Linked DNA regions of Mus musculus: all the other regions are linked to region 2. A link is a loop called in an ENCODE intact Hi-C map of the cell type or tissue named here. Cell type or tissue: left cerebral cortex. All regions are shown on one strand. Each heading gives the region's core, and the rest is flanking DNA. Links, peaks and the distances in the headings are about the cores only.

Region 1 (5,426 bases), core at 39-5,038, 73 kb after region 2:
AGCGCGGAAATGGAGAGATGAAGACAGTGTGTGTTGGGGGGGGGGGGTGGCTGGGGGGGAGCTTAAAGGGACCGAGGCAGGGATGGGGGAGAGCTTCAGAAGTCTCCCCCCGAAAAACTCGGTTTCTCTCTGCTTCTGGACCACCTCTTTCCTCCTCTCACCCTGGCAGTCAAGCCCCCAGTTTAGCTCCCTTGGAGTTGTCATGGAAACCGGGAGGCAAGACCAGGCAAGGCGGGTGGGACTAAGAGAAGGAGGGAGGGAGGGAGAAATCTCTAGAGCCTCTCCCGCAAAGACTCGCTGTAGTGATTATATTGTGAGAAGAAGCCAGCTCAATGGATTTACCACACTTATCTCCAGACCCCGTTCAAGCAGTCCCTGCTCATCCATGGGGTTGCTCCCTCAGTTTCCCTCAGAACATCCTGCAAGATAGTTCTAGGTTTCTCCAGGTGTGAGACAGAACTGTACAAAGAGTGGAACCAAGAGGTTCAGACCCCCCCTCCCCCATATACAGCCTGACAATAGAGGTAAGATGCTGACTGTGGCTAAAGAAAAGGAGAAAAAGAAAGCGCCTGTGGGGGTACACAGGTACCTTCTTTCTCTAGGGTTATAAGAAGCTGAAATGCTTCATCAGAGGGAAGCAAGCTCTAATTGCTTGTTTGTGACAGGCAGGTTTGGAAAAGCGTGCTTGTTGGGGGCTGAAGAGTTCTTGGTCCAGTCAGCAGTCACAACCTCTCCTTAAAGCACTCCCTCTCTCCCCCCTCCTCCTGCCCCAAGACGCAGATCCACCCCCGGAGTCAACCCAAGACACAGCGGTGACTTCCACTCTTTTTATTTGCTTTTTGTGTCTTGTAAGGGCGTGGGTGGGGAGGTGGGGTAAGGATAGGCCCTCTACAGAGGTTACACCAGTTGAGCCTTTTTTGCAGAAACCTAGCAGGAGAATCAGAAACACCCCTTTAGGATTTTCCAACTCTCTCCAGAGACAGTTGCTCTAGGACAAAGCCCCTCTGGTGGCGTCCTGGAGAGCAGTCTCCAAAGCCCTGGCTTGAGCCCGTTCCAGGTCTGAGAAATTTTTACCCACGGCCTCATACCGGTGGTTCTGGTTTTTCAACCGTGCATGGATCAGAGGGAACCTTGGACCCATCCCTCCCACACCATCTTCAATACACGCTTCTGGTTTTATTAAGTTCAGATTAAACAAAGTCCCTGAGTACAGGCCTTGAAGCTCAGAAACCCTGCAAACTTATTTAATTGCTAAGTAAAAGCACTGACGGATAAAGGCTATTCCCTGGCACTCCGGCGCGCCGTAGGGGTCACGGGTAGGCCGAGTGGTGCCAGCGCCCGCAGCGGGGAGGAAGTCTGCCTGCACTGGCAGGGTTTGTGTCGCCAGCAGCCCGCAGGGATCTGAGGAGCAGTTTGTCGGGGTCGCTCAGGATTGAAAGACTGGTGGAAATCCTGTGGTGAGTCCTTGAAGCCCACGGGGCCCCACGCCCATATAAGGTGGGTCCGGGAGGGTGGGTCGTGAATGCGGAGATAAAAGTAGGGCCAGAGAAACTGGGTCAGGCTGCACTTCACTTGAGGGGCCTGGAGGACTCTCGGCGTCTCCGGAGACAAGGGCACAACACGCACTTCAAAGTGAAGAGTTGTAAGGCGCTGATCCGGAGCGGGAGGGCAGGCAGGAGTGGGAAGAGGGGCTCTTCAGCTGTGATCGGCCTGGCACTCTGGCCTAACACAAGCCTGGCGTCCAGCGATAGAAGCGGGAGTCGCCTTTCGTCAGTCCTAACCTCCCCCCTCGCACGTTTTCTTGGGCTCTGCTACGAAGCCAGACAGCCTGGATTGGAAAGTGGGCCGCATTAAGGAGGGGAAGTTGCACCCCTGGGTGGCTGGATGCAGCTGAAGCCTAGGAATGCCTTCTTTAGAAACCCAGTATTATCTTTTTCTGCTGTTGCCTCTCCCCATCCGGCTAAATGGATCGCTCTGTCTATTTCCTCCCCAGTTCTTTGGGTGCAATGGAATGTTCCATTGCCCCTCCGGTCCGCTGTCCGCGTTGCAGGGGACGCTCGCCCTGTTGCCAGGGAAAGTCCCGGACGTGACGGCTTTGCGCGACCCCGAGCAGCACCCCCCCCCCCCCCCCCGCGCCCCGTCCGTCATCCCACTGCGCGCTCTCCTTGTCCCCCTATCCCCGTATCCGGTGGATTACAGACTAGGTACAAGTAAACAGCTGGCGGAACGAAGCCTCCAGACACAGACCAGGTGGGAGTTTCCACTCTCCGTGTGTCCTGGGCCGCTGTTCCCCGGCCTTTGCAGATCCCAGAGTAGTGAATGGCCGAGGTGATGCTTAAGGGAGATCCTGGGCCTTGGGACAAAGTCCCTTGGGCGCCAAGTTGGGGGCGGGACTTAGGGTGAGCATTGGTGCATGGAGGTGGTAGGTGTTTGTGCCGAGCCATCTGGATGGAGTAAGTTAAAAGTAGCCTTCCCTCATACGGACCAGGAGTAGGAGCGGAGGCCGGAGAGTTGCTTGCTGTGAGTCTGTTGGGAGTGGAGAGGCGTCGTCTCCCTCACGGCCTCTCGTTCCTTCTCAGGTGGGAGCATGCCGGGGCTATGGAGGCAGAGGCTTCCTTCGGCTTGGGCTTTGCTTCTCCTGCCGTTCCTGCCGCTGCTGATGCCCGCAGCCCCCGCAGCCCACCGCGGGTCCTACAAGCCCGTGATCGTGGTGCACGGGCTCTTTGACAGTTCATACAGCTTCCGCCACCTGCTGGACTATATCAATGAGGTCTGTGGGGGATACTGAATGGATATAAAGTGGCTGGGGGAGGAAGCGTGGGCAGATGAAAGACAGCCAGCCCCTCTAGGCTAGTTTTCAGGGTACTGCTCCCCGCACGGGGAGAGCTGAGGGATGGGGGTTCCTGCAAGCACAGTGAATACACTTTGTCCAACCTAGTGCCGCATTGCCCCTTTCCCACAGACACACACCGGGACTGTGGTGACAGTGCTTGATCTCTTCGATGGCAGAGAGAGTTTGCGGCCCCTGTGGGAACAGGTACAAGGGTTCCGAGAGGCTGTGGTCCCCATCATGGAAAAGGCCCCTGAAGGAGTGCACCTCATCTGCTACTCCCAGGGTAAGCAACGCACACTCTTAACTCCCAACCCCCGTCTGAGCTTGACCCTTATCTAAGGCCTACTTTCTGGCGTTTGTGTCCTGAGTGGGAGGGAGGGTTCCTTCTGTGCTCATTGGCCATGGTTCTTAGATTTAAGGAATTACAGAGCAGCTAAAAGCATTTCAGTTGGTCAGAGGCCTAAACTCGCACCATGGCTCCATCATGTGACCTGTGACCCGTGCTGGAATGGAGTGTATCGGAGGCCTGGGATTCTGAGAGACAGGAAGTAAGGATCACTCCAGTGGCTATTCTTAAGACCCTTTCGGAGCTGGAGAGATGGCTCAGCGGTTAAGAGCACTCACTGACTGCTCTTCCAGAGGTCCAGAGTTCAATTCCCAGCAACCATGTGGTGGCTCACAACCATCTGTAATGAGATCTGATGCCCTCTTCTGGTGTGTGTGTCTGAAGACAGGGACAGTGCACTCATATACATGAAATAAATCAATCAACCTAAAAGACCATTTCCAACACTGGTGCTCTGCTTCCAGGGGGCCTGGTGTGCCGTGCTTTGCTGTCTGTCATGGATAACCACAATGTGGACTCTTTCATCTCCCTCTCCTCCCCACAGATGGGCCAGTATGGAGGTGAGTGGGCACTGTGGGTGCCATAGAAGGCAGTATAGTGTGTTCGGGGCACAGAGATTTGATGGCCCTTGGCATGGCGGTTCTCTTTCAGACACGGACTATTTGAAATGGCTCTTCCCCACGTCCATGCGGTCTAACCTCTATCGGGTCTGCTATAGTCCTTGGGGCCAGGAATTTTCCATTTGCAACTACTGGCACGGTGAGTGGGCCTCCGTGGTCGGGGTGCTACGGAGGATGAGGCCTGTTGCTCCCAATCTGACATAACCAAAGCAATCGCTTCCATTTAACACTTATAAAATAGACACTGTTCAGAATGTGGTGTGCAAACCAGCCAGTTGCCTCAAAGAGTGTAGTCTGATGCAAAAATTTAAAAAAAAATGGCTTATTGCCATGGACCACCCCAGTCTGGTATAGGGGGTCCCTGAAATGAGGGTCCTCGAAGCCTAGGTGGGTAAGGATTTGGTAGTGACAAACAGAAACAAACACAGAGGCAGTTTGAATCTGAGTGTTTTGCAGCTCTCAAGCAGGGGATCTTATACATTAAAAGAACAAATATTAGAACTCTGAAAAAATATATTCACTGACTCACAAACAGAACATGTGATGATTAATAGAAATCATCCAAGCGTAACAACTCTGAAAGGATGTATTCAGAGGGGCATCCACCCAAGGCTAGTGGCATATTTCCAAGAGCAGGTTAATAAATCTTTATAGTCAATTATTTAACATCTAATGCCTGATTTTTTTGTTTGTTTGTTTGGTTTTTGGTTTTTTAAGACAGGGTTTCTCAAGCCGTGCATGGTGGTGCACGCCTTTAATCCCAGCACTTGGGAGGCAGAGGCAGGCAGATTTCTGAGTTCAAGGCCAGCCTGGTCTACAGAGTGACCCTGTCTTTTTTTTTTTTTTTTTTGGTTTTTCGAGACAGGGTTTCTCTGTGTAGTCCTGGCTGTCCTGGAACTCACTCTATAGACCAGGCTGGCCTCGAACTCAGAAATCCACCTGCCTCTGCCTCCTGAGTGCTGGGATTAAAGGTGTGCACCATGCCTGCCCGGCGGCTTTCTTTACCATATACGAAAGCCCACCTCCGATGACACACATGCAGCGATATGCAATTTTACTGTTAGGAAAGTTTTTTTTTTTTTTTTTAAAGATTTATTTATTTATTATATGTAAGTACACTGTAGCTGTCTTCAGACACTCCAGAAGAGGGCATCAGATCTTGTTACAGATGGTTGTGAGCCACCATGTGGTTGCTGGGATTTGAACTCCGGACCTTCGGAAGAGCAATCGGGTGCTCTTACCCACTGAGCCATCTCACCAGCCCGTTAGGAAAGTTTTTATCTGTCATGATGCTGTTATATAACTTTATAAATGATTTGTAAAGTAAAGCATTGGTTTCCCTGGGGATAAGGTCATGTTAGTGTCCCCATCTCAAGGGATGGTTTCCTACCCATTACTCTCGCTTAAGATCTTGGCCTAGATTTCCAGGAACATGTAAATAAGAAAAGAAATAAGAGAAAACAAAACAGATATTTTGTTCCAGCCTAGAGTTCCACAACAGGTTCAAGGAGGCCTCCTTTTGAAGTTTTTGCCTCACTCTGTGGAACTTGTCACACAGATTCTACTGGGGTTGGTGTGGCAGCTTATCTTTACTGGCAGTCTCTCTTTGTGCATGAGTGTGAGTGTA
Region 2 (5,426 bases), core at 204-5,203:
CCCATCTTTGATGCCAGATGCCAGCATTCAGCACAGAACCCAGGGCTTCCCAGGATATCCCGACTGTGTCGTAAGATCTCAGAGGCTGTCATACAAAATCTGGTTCTTTCTGGACCATGCTTTTATAGCCTGCTGCTCTCTGCACAAGTTTGGACTCACTTTTTCTAAAGCTGCTCCTGACCTCATGCCTATTAGACTTCAGTCTCACTAGTTCTCTGTGAGCAAGCTGGTTTTGGGTGACCCTTCTAGGTCCTTTCTTGTCCCTAGTCTTCCCTATCACAAGCTCATGTTTGGTGTGACTATAATAAACCCATTGCTCAGGAACTTGGCAGTCTCCCAGGCTCAAGGCTCATTAGATGCAGTCTGCACCTGGATCCATCACCTGTAACTTTGCTGATACACAGGATGGGTGTACAGTTAAGTAAAACTGTATCCCAGCACCTCCTTCACTGTTTCCATGGAGACAGAGCCTCTGTGAGGACTCCTGGGTCACATATTCCCAGGGAGTGCTAACATCTCTGTTGTCTGAAGCTGGGCTATTCAAGGCTCAGCTGTTCACTGGCCTCACAGTCAGGATCATCTGTCCCTCAGATGCTACTCATTAAATGACTGGTCTCTAAGGTGACAGGGCAGAAGCAGGGTCCCTTAAGAGGTGTGGCCTGGTAGACATTCCCCAGGTTGCTTAGGATGTGCCATTGAAAAGGACGGGGAGACTGAGATTCCTCTTTTTCTCCAGTCTGCTTTGAGGTGTTTGCTAATCCATGACAGGTTCTGAACGAGCAAGGCAGCCCATCAAAACCTGGGTGAAAGCAAAACTTCTCTCAGTTGATTATGTTCAGTACTATCACTAGAATGAGGCTGACAGAGTAGCTTGATAGGGATGCAGATAGACTCTAGGTGGACTGGTTACATCTGACCTGCTCTGTGGTGTGACCCAGGCACAAGGAAGTGCTTGCTAAGAACAAATGCTTCCAGGTAGCTGGTGACAAGGTGACAGCTTCTTAGTCCAGGCTGGATGTACCCATGATGGACAGAGCGGGGTTCAAGGCCCCAAATGGACCCATACAGGTACATTCTGAACTTGTGACTGGGGCTCCAGTTTCCCCACAGTCCTCCTGGCCTCCAGGTTGTACCTCTGAGGCCGCCCATCCCTAGCCTTGTAGAGTCAAAGTGGCCGTCCTGGGGAGTCTGGGGAGTAGTGATCCTGCCATTACTGGATCCTCCAGGAGTGGCTTCTCTGGGGATTCTGCACAGGGATCTCCTTCTCAGGGTCCTACGACTCGAGAGAATTGGGTCCCCAAAGTACACCCAGTAGCTAAAGTAGAAGGCTTGGGGACTCAGGTGGCCTCAAAGCAGCCATCTGGTCACTGGAGGCTGGAGAGGACTGAGTTATTCTTGCCGCCCCATCTGATAGTCAGACTGCCCATTTCCAGATCCTCAGGAGGCAACTGGAGCATGTGTGTCAGGAGCCAAAGCACTGCTCATTTCCTCTGACCCAATAGTCTCACTTCTGGGCATTTATCCTAAGAAAATTATTAAAAGTAGGGGAAAGTTACACCATGGAAGAATTCATAACAAGATTCTTCACGACAGTAAAATGTGTCAGGACCCAAATGACCCACAATGGATGATGACTGGTTTTCCTACAGGCCTTTCACCAAAAAGCATCAAATGACCATTAAAATGGTGATTAGTGAAGACTGTGTGGTCACAAGGTAAATGACTAGCATCCAACTGGCACCCAGAAAGTAAGAGACAACTGCTTGGGAGCACAGCCAGCTGCATGGGAGCACAGCCAGCTGCATGGGAGCACTCAGGCTGTATGGGATCACTTAGGCTGTGTGGGAGCATTCAGGCTGCAGACTTAATGTGCAGCCTGAGAGTGCAGAGCAGGAAGCTTGCTTACAGCTTACACCTCAGCTTCTGTGGGTTTGGTGGTGGTAGTGTGTGTGCCAGGAATGGTGCCCAAGGCCTCATGGGATAGATAAGCACTCACAGTTGCTAATGGTGGTTACTGCTCAAACGCTAGATTGAGCCTCTCACTCGCTGGTTTTCAAGCTTTGCATATCCTGTCATGTCCCTCACACCATGAAAATACAGGCTTGAAAAGAGACTATTGAATCATATCAGTAAGTGGGAGGGAGATGGGAACGGACAGTGAGGGAGGTGGGAAAATGGGCGAAGGACTTGGGGGAGGGGATATGGGAAAGCAGGAGATATGTGTCCCTTATGGACCACTCCTCTTGCCGTGAGTTGAGAATGGCCTTATGAGGAATGACAAGACTTAAAGAGACAGGATCCTGAGCCAAGGGTAAGAAGGAACAGTTTACCCCCAGTCGCAAACTCTAGCTACCCCATGCCCCACAAGCCTGCAGTCTGCTGAGAGCAAAGGCAGAAACAAGACCTGTCAAGCCAGGGACTGTGAGATATGACTCCTCTACCTAGACGGTCACAGGCACAGAGAGCCACAGGCTGCCTGCTCCGTGGCTGAGCAGCCTGACCTGCCCCACACAGTGATCTGCTCTTGACATCTCCGGTAAAGCAGGCTGTGTGACAATGACCCAGGGGCCCAAGTGCTCATTGTGATTTGTTCCCTCGCTGCTTAGGGACTGGCAAATTTAATTTTCTGAGAATTAGAAATGAACCGCGTTGCCAGGGTGACAGGAAGACAGATGGGGTGCTAAGGAAGAGACACTGCATTTTTCTGTTTTTCTGTGATTATAAAAGGAATGTGTAGAGGGGAAGGAGAAATGCTTGCCATGTTGGAACATTTGCACAGTGCAGAACAGACGAAACCAGAAAAAAAGGCAGCCCAGCAGTGCTCAGAACAACACCACATTCTGTTTCACAAAGCACTGCCGTGGGCGCTGTGGGCCGCACTCCCTTCCTCTGGCTCTCCACAATGTGATGCTTGCCGGCTGGTTGTGATTAGCACCCTTATAGGACTCTCGGCCTGTGGTCCCTCTTCTCTCCCTCCTCTTGCTTTTTACTTTTGGACTCTCACTTTCAGAGGTGCAGGCCCACTATAGTGGGGAGGAGGGTATGGTGGAGGGTGGGGAGGAGGGTGCAGTGGAACAGAGCAGCACACATCACAGCCGCGGCCAGGAGGAGAGAAAAGAAATCCAGGAGAGTCCAGGCCAAGAAACAGGTCCAAGAAAATGTCCCCAGTGAGTGCTTTCCCCACCAAGTGCCCACCCTACTTCCCATTAGCACCTAACAATGCCACAGAGCATGGGGCCATCAAGGTACTGAAGTGGTGTGTGAGTGTGCGTGAGAGTGTGTGTTTGTGTGTGTGTGAGACTGTGTGTGTGTACATGTGTGAGTTTGCATGCACATGTGTGACTGTGCATATGTGTGTACATATGTGTGAGTATGGGCATGGATGTGCATGTGTGTACATGTGTGTGATTATGTGTGCATGTGTGTCTGTGTTCACAACAGAGTGAGGCAAAGGCAGCTGTTGAACAAAGTCCAAGGCTGTGAAGGGGAATTCAATCTTAGCCTTGTGGGATAGGGAAAACAACCGAGAAGGTGACCACACACCCCTGAGGAAGGAGATACTCTATAGCCCCACTTCACACTCACCTGTCACACCTATGGTGGACACAGGGCCCACACGACGCCCCTCATGGAGCCCATACAGGTTCATCTTGTACTTGCGCCCAGGATCCAGGTCTCTCACGATGACCTCCCTCTCCTGGCCCCTGACACGTATCACCTGGGGCCTCCCATCACTGTCCTTGTACTGGACAGTGAAGGAGTCAAAGTCTCCCTTGGGAATGGTCCAGGAGAGGCTCAGGGAGTCTGGGGACGATCCTGTCACTGTCAGCTCTCCTAGGCGTGGCTCCTCTGTGGGCTCTGGGGCCTCTGTGGGCTCTGGGGCCTCTGTCCTGGGCTCTGTGGGGCTAGGAGGCTCTTCCTCTGCAGCTGAGAAGGAGACAGAGAAGTGAGCAGGGGGTGCTGGAGAGACAGCTCAGTCATTAAGAGCACTGACTTGCTCTTCCAGAGGTCTTGAGTTCAATTCCCAGCAACCACATGGTGGCTCACAACCATCTGTAATGGGATCTGATGCCCTCTTCTGGTGTGTCTGAAGACAGTGACAGTGCACTCATAAATAAAGCAAATCTTAAATTTAAAAAAAAAAAAAAGGAAGAAGAAGAAGAAGAAGTGAGCAGGGTTCTTTGTCCTCAGGTCTTGGGAAGGAGGCAGAAACCATAGCTACCAGGGGACTTGGATTCTACCAGCACAATAAAACCATCCATTTTCCTGTTGCCTAGGAGAAGGGGCCAGCTCTAGGGGAAAGGAAGTAGGCCACATACTTGTCCATGGCCCTCATCCCCACTCCTGTCACCAAGGAGCTAAGGTCACCTCCTCTTGAGTTTTACCTGAGTTTTCCATTGTCCACTCACCTGTCACCCCAACAGCAGACACAGGGCCCACACGCTGGCCACTGTAGATGCCATACAGGTTCATCTTGTACTTGTGGTCTGGCTCCAGGCCTGAGATGGTGACCTGGTCCTCATGCCCTGGCACCCGAACCACCTTGGGCTGCCCATCCCCGTTCTTGTACTGGATCACGAATTGGTCAAACTGCCCCTCAGGGACTGTCCAGGAGAGGCTCAGGGAGTCAGGGGTGGCATCTGTCACAGTCAGCTCCTCCAGGCGAGGTTTCAGGGAAGAGGCATCAGTAGGCTCCTCTTTGGGGTCTGGGGAAGACGTAAAACAGAATCTTTGCTGTTTATGGAAGGAATTTCCAAGTCCCAACGCTCTTAAATATGGGTCAGAAGGAGGCTGTGTCTAGGCCTGGTCATGTTCTCTTCCTGTTTATAATCACCAGGGCTTCTCCACGGTCTTCTTTGGAAATCAGACAGGTCAGGTCACCTTGGCTCTCAAGGCCTTGGCATATCGTAGCTCAGCCTTCCTTTACGCTATTTTATTTTATTTTATTTTATTTTATTTTATTTTATTTTATTTTATTTTTTAAGGCTGGGCTTCACATAAGCCAAGGTGGTCTTCTGCTGAAGAGATACAGAATAGGCTTAACTCCTGATCCTCCTGCTCTCTCTGTCCTGCAAGGGCAAGGATAATGGGTGTGTGTGTCACTATGCCTAGCCAGATCAAAAGCTTCTTTTGGGGGTGTCAGAACAAAAGTCCTGAAACTAGACTGTGGGGGTCCATGCTAGGAAAATGTGCAAGTGTGTTTCTGGTGCACCTCACACAGATTATTTTGATGGCACCTAAGTTGGGTCTAAATGTAGCTGTTAATGAAGAACTTTCCTTCAGGGGAGGAGAGGGCGGGACACAGGCCAGTGAGTACCTGATTGAAGGAGTCACGGACACACTGGCCTCATCACATCCTCTCCCTTGTATACACCTCTGAACTTCAAAATAAAAAAGAAAGCCTTTTTATTAGATTTACTCTTTTT
Region 3 (5,426 bases), core at 7-5,006, 78 kb before region 2:
AGTCTGCTTTGAGGTGTTTGCTAATCCATGACAGGTTCTGAACGAGCAAGGCAGCCCATCAAAACCTGGGTGAAAGCAAAACTTCTCTCAGTTGATTATGTCCAGTACTATCACTAGAATGAGGCTGACAGAGTAGCTTGATAGGAATGCAGATAGACTCTAGGTGGACTGGTTACATCTGACCTGCTCTGTGGTGTGACCCAGGCACAAGGAAGTGCTTGCTAAGGACAAATGCTTCCAGGTAGCTGGTGACAAGGTGACAGCTTCTTAGTCCAGGCTGGATGTACCCATGATGGACAGAGCGGGGTTCAAGGCACCAAATGGACCCATACAGGTACATTCTGAACTTGTGACTGGGCTCCAGTTTCCCCACAGTCCTCCTGGCCTCCAGGTTGTACCTCTGAGGCCACCCATCCCTAGCCTTTGTAGAGTCAAAGTGGCCGTCCTGGAGAGTCTGGGGTGTAGTGATCCTATCGTTACTGGATCTTCCAGGAGTGGCTTCTCTGGGGATTCTGCACAGCAATCTCCTTCTCAGGGTCCTACGACTCGAGAGAATTGGGTCCCCAAAGTACACCCAGTACCTAAAGTAGAAGGCTTGGGGACTCATGTGGCCTCAAAGCGGCCATCTGGTCACTGGAGGCTGGAGAGGACTGAGCTATCCTCGCTGCCCCATCTGATAGTCAGACTGCCCATTTCCAGATCCTCAGGAGGCAACTGGAGCATGTGTGTCAGGAGCCAAAGCACTGCTCATTTCCTCTGACCCAATAGTCTCAGTTCTGGGCATTTATCCTAAGAAAATTATTAAAAGTAGGGGAAAGTTACAGCATGGAAGAATTCATAACAAGATTCTTTTTTTTTTTTTTTTTTTTTTTTTTGGTTTTTTGAGACAGGGTTTCTCTGTGTAGCCCTGGCTGTCCTGGAACTCACTTTGTAGACCAGGCTGGCCTTGAACTCAGAAATCTGCCTGCCTCTGCCTCCCGAGTGCTGGGATTAAAGGCGTGCGCCACCACGCCCGGCTTCATAACAAGATTCTTCATGACAGCAAAATGTGTCAGGACCCAAATAACCCACAATGGATGATGACTGGTTTACTTACAGGCCTTTCATCAGAAAGCATCAAATGACCATTAAAATGGTGATTAGTGAAGACTGTATGGTCACAAGGTAAATGACTAGCATCCAACAGGCACCCAGAAAGTAAGAGTCAACTGCTTGGGAGCACAGCCAGCTGAATGGGAGCACAGCCAGCTGAATGGGAGCATTGAAGATGTATGGGAGCACTTAGGATGTGAGGGAGCACTCAGGCTGTATGAGAGCATTCAGGCTGTATGGGTTTACTCAGGCTGTGTGATAACATTCTGGCTGTATGGGAGCACTGAGGCTGTATGGGAGCACTGAGGCTGCATGGGAGCACTGAGGCTATATGGGCTCACAGATGCTATATGGGAGCATAGCCAGGTGCATGGGAGCACTTGGGTTGTGTGGGAGCAATGAGGATGTATGAGAGCACAGCCAGCTGCATGGAAGCACTCAGGCTGTATGAGAGCACAGCCAGCCTCATGGGAGCACTCAGGCTGTATGGAAGTACTCAGGCTGCGTGGGAGCATTCAGGCTTTGTGGAGCATTCAGGATGAGTGGGAGCACTCAGGCTGTATGGAAGCACTGAGCCTGTATGGGAGCACTGAGGCTGTATGGGATCACTTAGGCTGTGTGGGAGCATTCAGGCTGCAGACTTAGTGTGTGGCCTGAGAGTGCAGAGCAGGAAACTCGCTTACAGCTTACACCTCAGCTTCTGTGGGTTTGGTGGTGGTAGTGTGTGTGCCAGGAATGGAGTCCAGGGCCTCATGGGATACTCAAGCACTCACAGTTGCTAATGATGGTTACTGCTCAAACACTAGACCGAGCTTCTCACTTGCTGGTTTTCAAGCTTTGCATAACCTGTCATGTCCCTCACACTATGAAAATACAGGCTTGAAAAGAGACTATTGAATCATATCAGTAAGTGGGAGGGGAATGGGAACGGACAGTGAGGGAGGTGGGAAAATGAGCGAAGGAATGGGAGAGGGGATATGGGAAAGCAGGGACATGTGTCCCTTATGAGCCACTCCCCTTGTTGTGAGTTGAGAATGGCCTTGTGAGGAATGACAAGAGACAGGACCCTGAGCTGAGAATAAGAACTAACAGTTTACCCCCAGTCACAAACTCTAGCTTCCCCATGCCCCTTGTTTCTGAAGTCTGCTGAGAGCAAGGGCAGAAACAAGACCTGTCAAGCCAGGGACTGTGAGATATGACTCCTCTACCTAGACGGTCACAGGCACAGAGAGCCACAGGCTGCCGGCTCTGTGGCTGAGCAGCCTGACCTGCCCCACACAGTGATCTGCTCTTGACATCTCCAGGAAAGCAGGCTGTGTGACAATGACCCAGGGACCCAAGTGTGCATTGTGATTTGTTCCCTAGCTGCTTAGGGACTGGCAAATTTAATTTTTTGAGAATTAGATATGAATTGCATTGCCAGGGTGACAGGAAGACAGATGGAGTGCTAAGGAAGAGACACTGCATTTTTCTGTTTTTCTGTGATTAAAAAGGAATGCGTGGAGGGGAAGGAGAAATGCTTGCCACGTTGGAACATTTGTACAGTGCAGAGCAGACGAAACCAGAAAAAGGCAGCCCAGCAGTGCTCAGAACAACACTGAATTCTGTCTCACAAAGCACTGCCGTGGGCGCTGTGGGCTATGCTCCCTTCCTCCGGTTCTCCACAGTGTGATGCTTGCCGGCTGGTTGTGATTAGGACCCTTACAGGACTCTCAGCCTATAGTACCTCTTCTCTCCTTCCTCTTGCTTTTTACTTTCAGACTCACACTTTCAGAAGTGCAGGCCCACTGTGGTGGGGAGGAGGGTATGGTGGAACAGAGCGGCTCACATCATGGAGGCCAGGAAGGAGAGAAAAGAAATCCAGGAGAGTCCAGGCCAAGAGACGGGTCCAAGAAAATGTCCCCAGTGAGCTACTTTCCCTGCCAAGTGCCCACCCTACTTCCCATTAGCATCTAACAATGCCACAGAGCACAGGTCCATCAAGTTACTGAAGTGGTGTGTGTGTGTGTGTGTGTGTGTGTGTGTGTGTGTGTGAGAGAGAGAGAGAGAGAGAGAGTGTAAGTGTGTGTGTGTACGTACATGTGTGGGTTTGTGTGCATGTTTGTCAGTGTGCATATGTTTGTACATATGTGTGAATGTGGTCATGGGTGTGCGTGTGTGTGTGTGTGTGTGTGTGATTGTGTGTGCATGTGTGTCTGTGTTCACAACAGAGTGAGGCAGAGGCAGCTGGTGAACAAAGGCCAAGGCTGTGAAGGGGAATTCAATCTTAGCCTTGTAAAATAGGGAAAACAACCGAGAAGCTGACCACACATCCCTGAGGAAGGAGATATGCTAAAGCCCCAATTCACACTCACCTGTCACACCTATGGTAGACACGTGGCCCACAAGATGTCCCTCATGGAACCCATACAGGTTCATCTTGTACTTGCGCCCAGGATCCAGGTCTCTCACGATGACCTCCCTCTTCTGGCCCCTGACATGCATCAGCTGGGGCCACCCATCATTTTCCTTGTACAGGACAGTGAAGGAGTCAAAGTCTCCCTGGGGGACGGTCCAGGAGAGGCTCAGGGAGACGATCCTGTCACTGTCAGCTCTCCCAGGCTTGGTTCCTTGGTGGGCTCTGGGGCCTCTATGCTGGGCTCTGTTAGGCTGGGGGGACTCTTCTCTGCAGCTGAGAAGAAGACAGAGAAGTGAACAGGGTTCTGTGTCCCCAGTCTTGGGCAGGAGGCAGAGACCATAGCTACCAGGTGACCTGGAAGGCTACCAGCACAATAAAACACTCCATGGTCCTGTTGTCTAGGAGCTAGCTCTAGGGGAAAGGAAGTGGGCCACAGCCTTGACCATGGCTCTCATCCAAGGCCCTCATCCCCACTCCTGTCACCAAGGAGCTAAGGTTACCTCTTCTTGAGTTTTACCTGAGTTTTCCATTGTCCACTCACCTGTCACCCCAATAACAGACACGCGACCTACACGCTGACCACTGTGGATGCCATACAGGTCATCTTGTACTTGTGGTCTGGCTCCAGGCCAGAGATGGTGACCTGGTCCTCATGCCCTGGCACCTGCACCACCTTGGACTGCCCATCCCCATTCTTGTATTGGATCATGAATTGGTCAAACTGTCCCTCCGGGACCATCCAGTGTTACCTCCTTCCAGCCTAGCAAGGCTGGCTGAGACCATCCACCAATGAGGCAGAGCCACCTGCTGTGCTGCTTCTTATCCCTCTCCTTTGATATGCCACTACCTGCCACCTGCCTGAGGCTGAACCGGCTCTTCAAGATCTTCCAGAGTTAGCACAGAACTGTGATCTTCTCGAGTTCCTACTAAAAGGCTGATCTGACAACTTGAAAGGAATTTTGCGTGACTGGGAATGGGCCTCCCCTCTTCTTTATAAAGTGTGTTCCCCAACATTAAAGTTGAACCTTGATCAGACTAGTTGTCTTGGTTCCATGTTTCTCTTGTCACCTAGTTTCCCTCTCTTTCAGTTCCAAGATGCCTTCTAGGTTCGAACCCGGACATGAGAGCCACAGGCCAGCCCCAACAATTTGGGGAAATAACTCGGGGCCTGGGAATGGCAGAGGACATTTGAAAGAAGCACTGCTGGTTTGGAGCTCCATGAAAGAAGAAAAGAATTAAAGAAAATTCGTACCAAAGAAGGTTGGTATGGGCTAAGCTGGAATGGTGCTAAACCCGCATGCGCTGGATTCATTTAGGTTCAGCAGTGTGTTATCGGGAACTAGGAACTCAACAGGGAGGCAGTCGGCCATAGCTTCCAGAAGCTGCTTTTTTAAGTGAGAGAAATAATAGGGTTTAATAAAAGGGATTTTATAATCAGGTGGATTGGCCGCAGTCTGAAACTGCATCAGGTGGGAGGAAAATGTCCCAGAAGCAGAGAGTATGGGGTAGGCCCTGCTTTATTCTCTCTGAGCCTTATGGCCAAAGTTCTCTTACCTCTTTGTGTTTTTGTCTAAGGTCTTGTCTAATGTCCAGTGCACCGGTTTTTCCATGTGTTAAATTCATGTATGTTCAGGTCTAGTCTGAATGAATGAATGTTCTGTGTTTTCATGTTGGAAGATAAAAGATGACTAAAACTTTTTCTGCTGGTATAGCAAAGCTGAGAGTGGTCACAGCATCAGGCACACAGCAGGAGGGCCCCTGCTGGAAAAACTGTTCTTTAAAAGAAAAAAGGGAGTCTGCAGCCTCATGGTTTTGGGGCAGAAAAAGCTGATAGATGTTCTTTTCCTAAGAAAATTCTCTGCATTTGTGATTATTGTGTTTAGCTAATGACAAAGTGCTTTTTATTTTATAATTATAGCTAGAAAAATTAATATTT

Evidence for each region. A loop is a pair of places that touch in the nucleus more often than their neighbours do. Peaks named below come from ENCODE experiments on the same cell type or tissue, not always from the same donor. Only the 100,000 strongest peaks of a DNase experiment are listed, where the experiment ranks them.
Region 1: a loop joins it to region 2, with 5 times the contacts of the local background. A loop is called at or near these places in 3 of 42 quality-filtered maps.
Region 3: a loop joins it to region 2, with 5 times the contacts of the local background. A loop is called at or near these places in 12 of 42 quality-filtered maps.

The regions. Positions count from the first base shown.
Region 1 is chr17:34,624,149-34,629,574 of GRCm38, reverse strand. It overlaps Ppt2 (palmitoyl-protein thioesterase 2), which reads left to right and starts at 2,140. Exons shown (of 9, transcript NM_001302396.1): 1 at 2,140-2,250; 2 at 2,580-2,770; 3 at 2,963-3,116; 4 at 3,644-3,739; 5 at 3,831-3,938. The coding sequence starts at 2,588. Prrt1 (proline-rich transmembrane protein 1) reads right to left here and starts at 11. Exons shown (of 4, transcript NM_030890.2): 1 at 1-11. In left cerebral cortex, for the core only: CTCF peaks have their summits at 2,751 (motif pointing left) and 3,554 (motif pointing left); DNase peaks (open chromatin) are centred at 1,394, 1,950, 2,361, 2,739 and 2 more places; H3K4me3 peaks cover 3,353 bases; H3K27ac peaks cover 3,308 bases.
Region 2 is chr17:34,697,373-34,702,798 of GRCm38, reverse strand. The region is part of intron 16 of Tnxb (tenascin XB); the gene reads right to left. Among named protein-coding and RNA genes, the nearest start is that of Gm24389, 12 kb to the right of the region's middle. In left cerebral cortex, for the core only: no CTCF peak of the experiment used is centred there; DNase peaks (open chromatin) are centred at 1,990 and 2,769; H3K27ac peaks cover 2,893 bases.
Region 3 is chr17:34,775,362-34,780,787 of GRCm38, reverse strand. It overlaps the pseudogene Tnxa. Among named protein-coding and RNA genes, the nearest start is that of Cyp21a1, 26 kb to the left of the region's middle. In left cerebral cortex, for the core only: no CTCF peak of the experiment used is centred there; a DNase peak (open chromatin) is centred at 2,622; H3K27ac peaks cover 890 bases.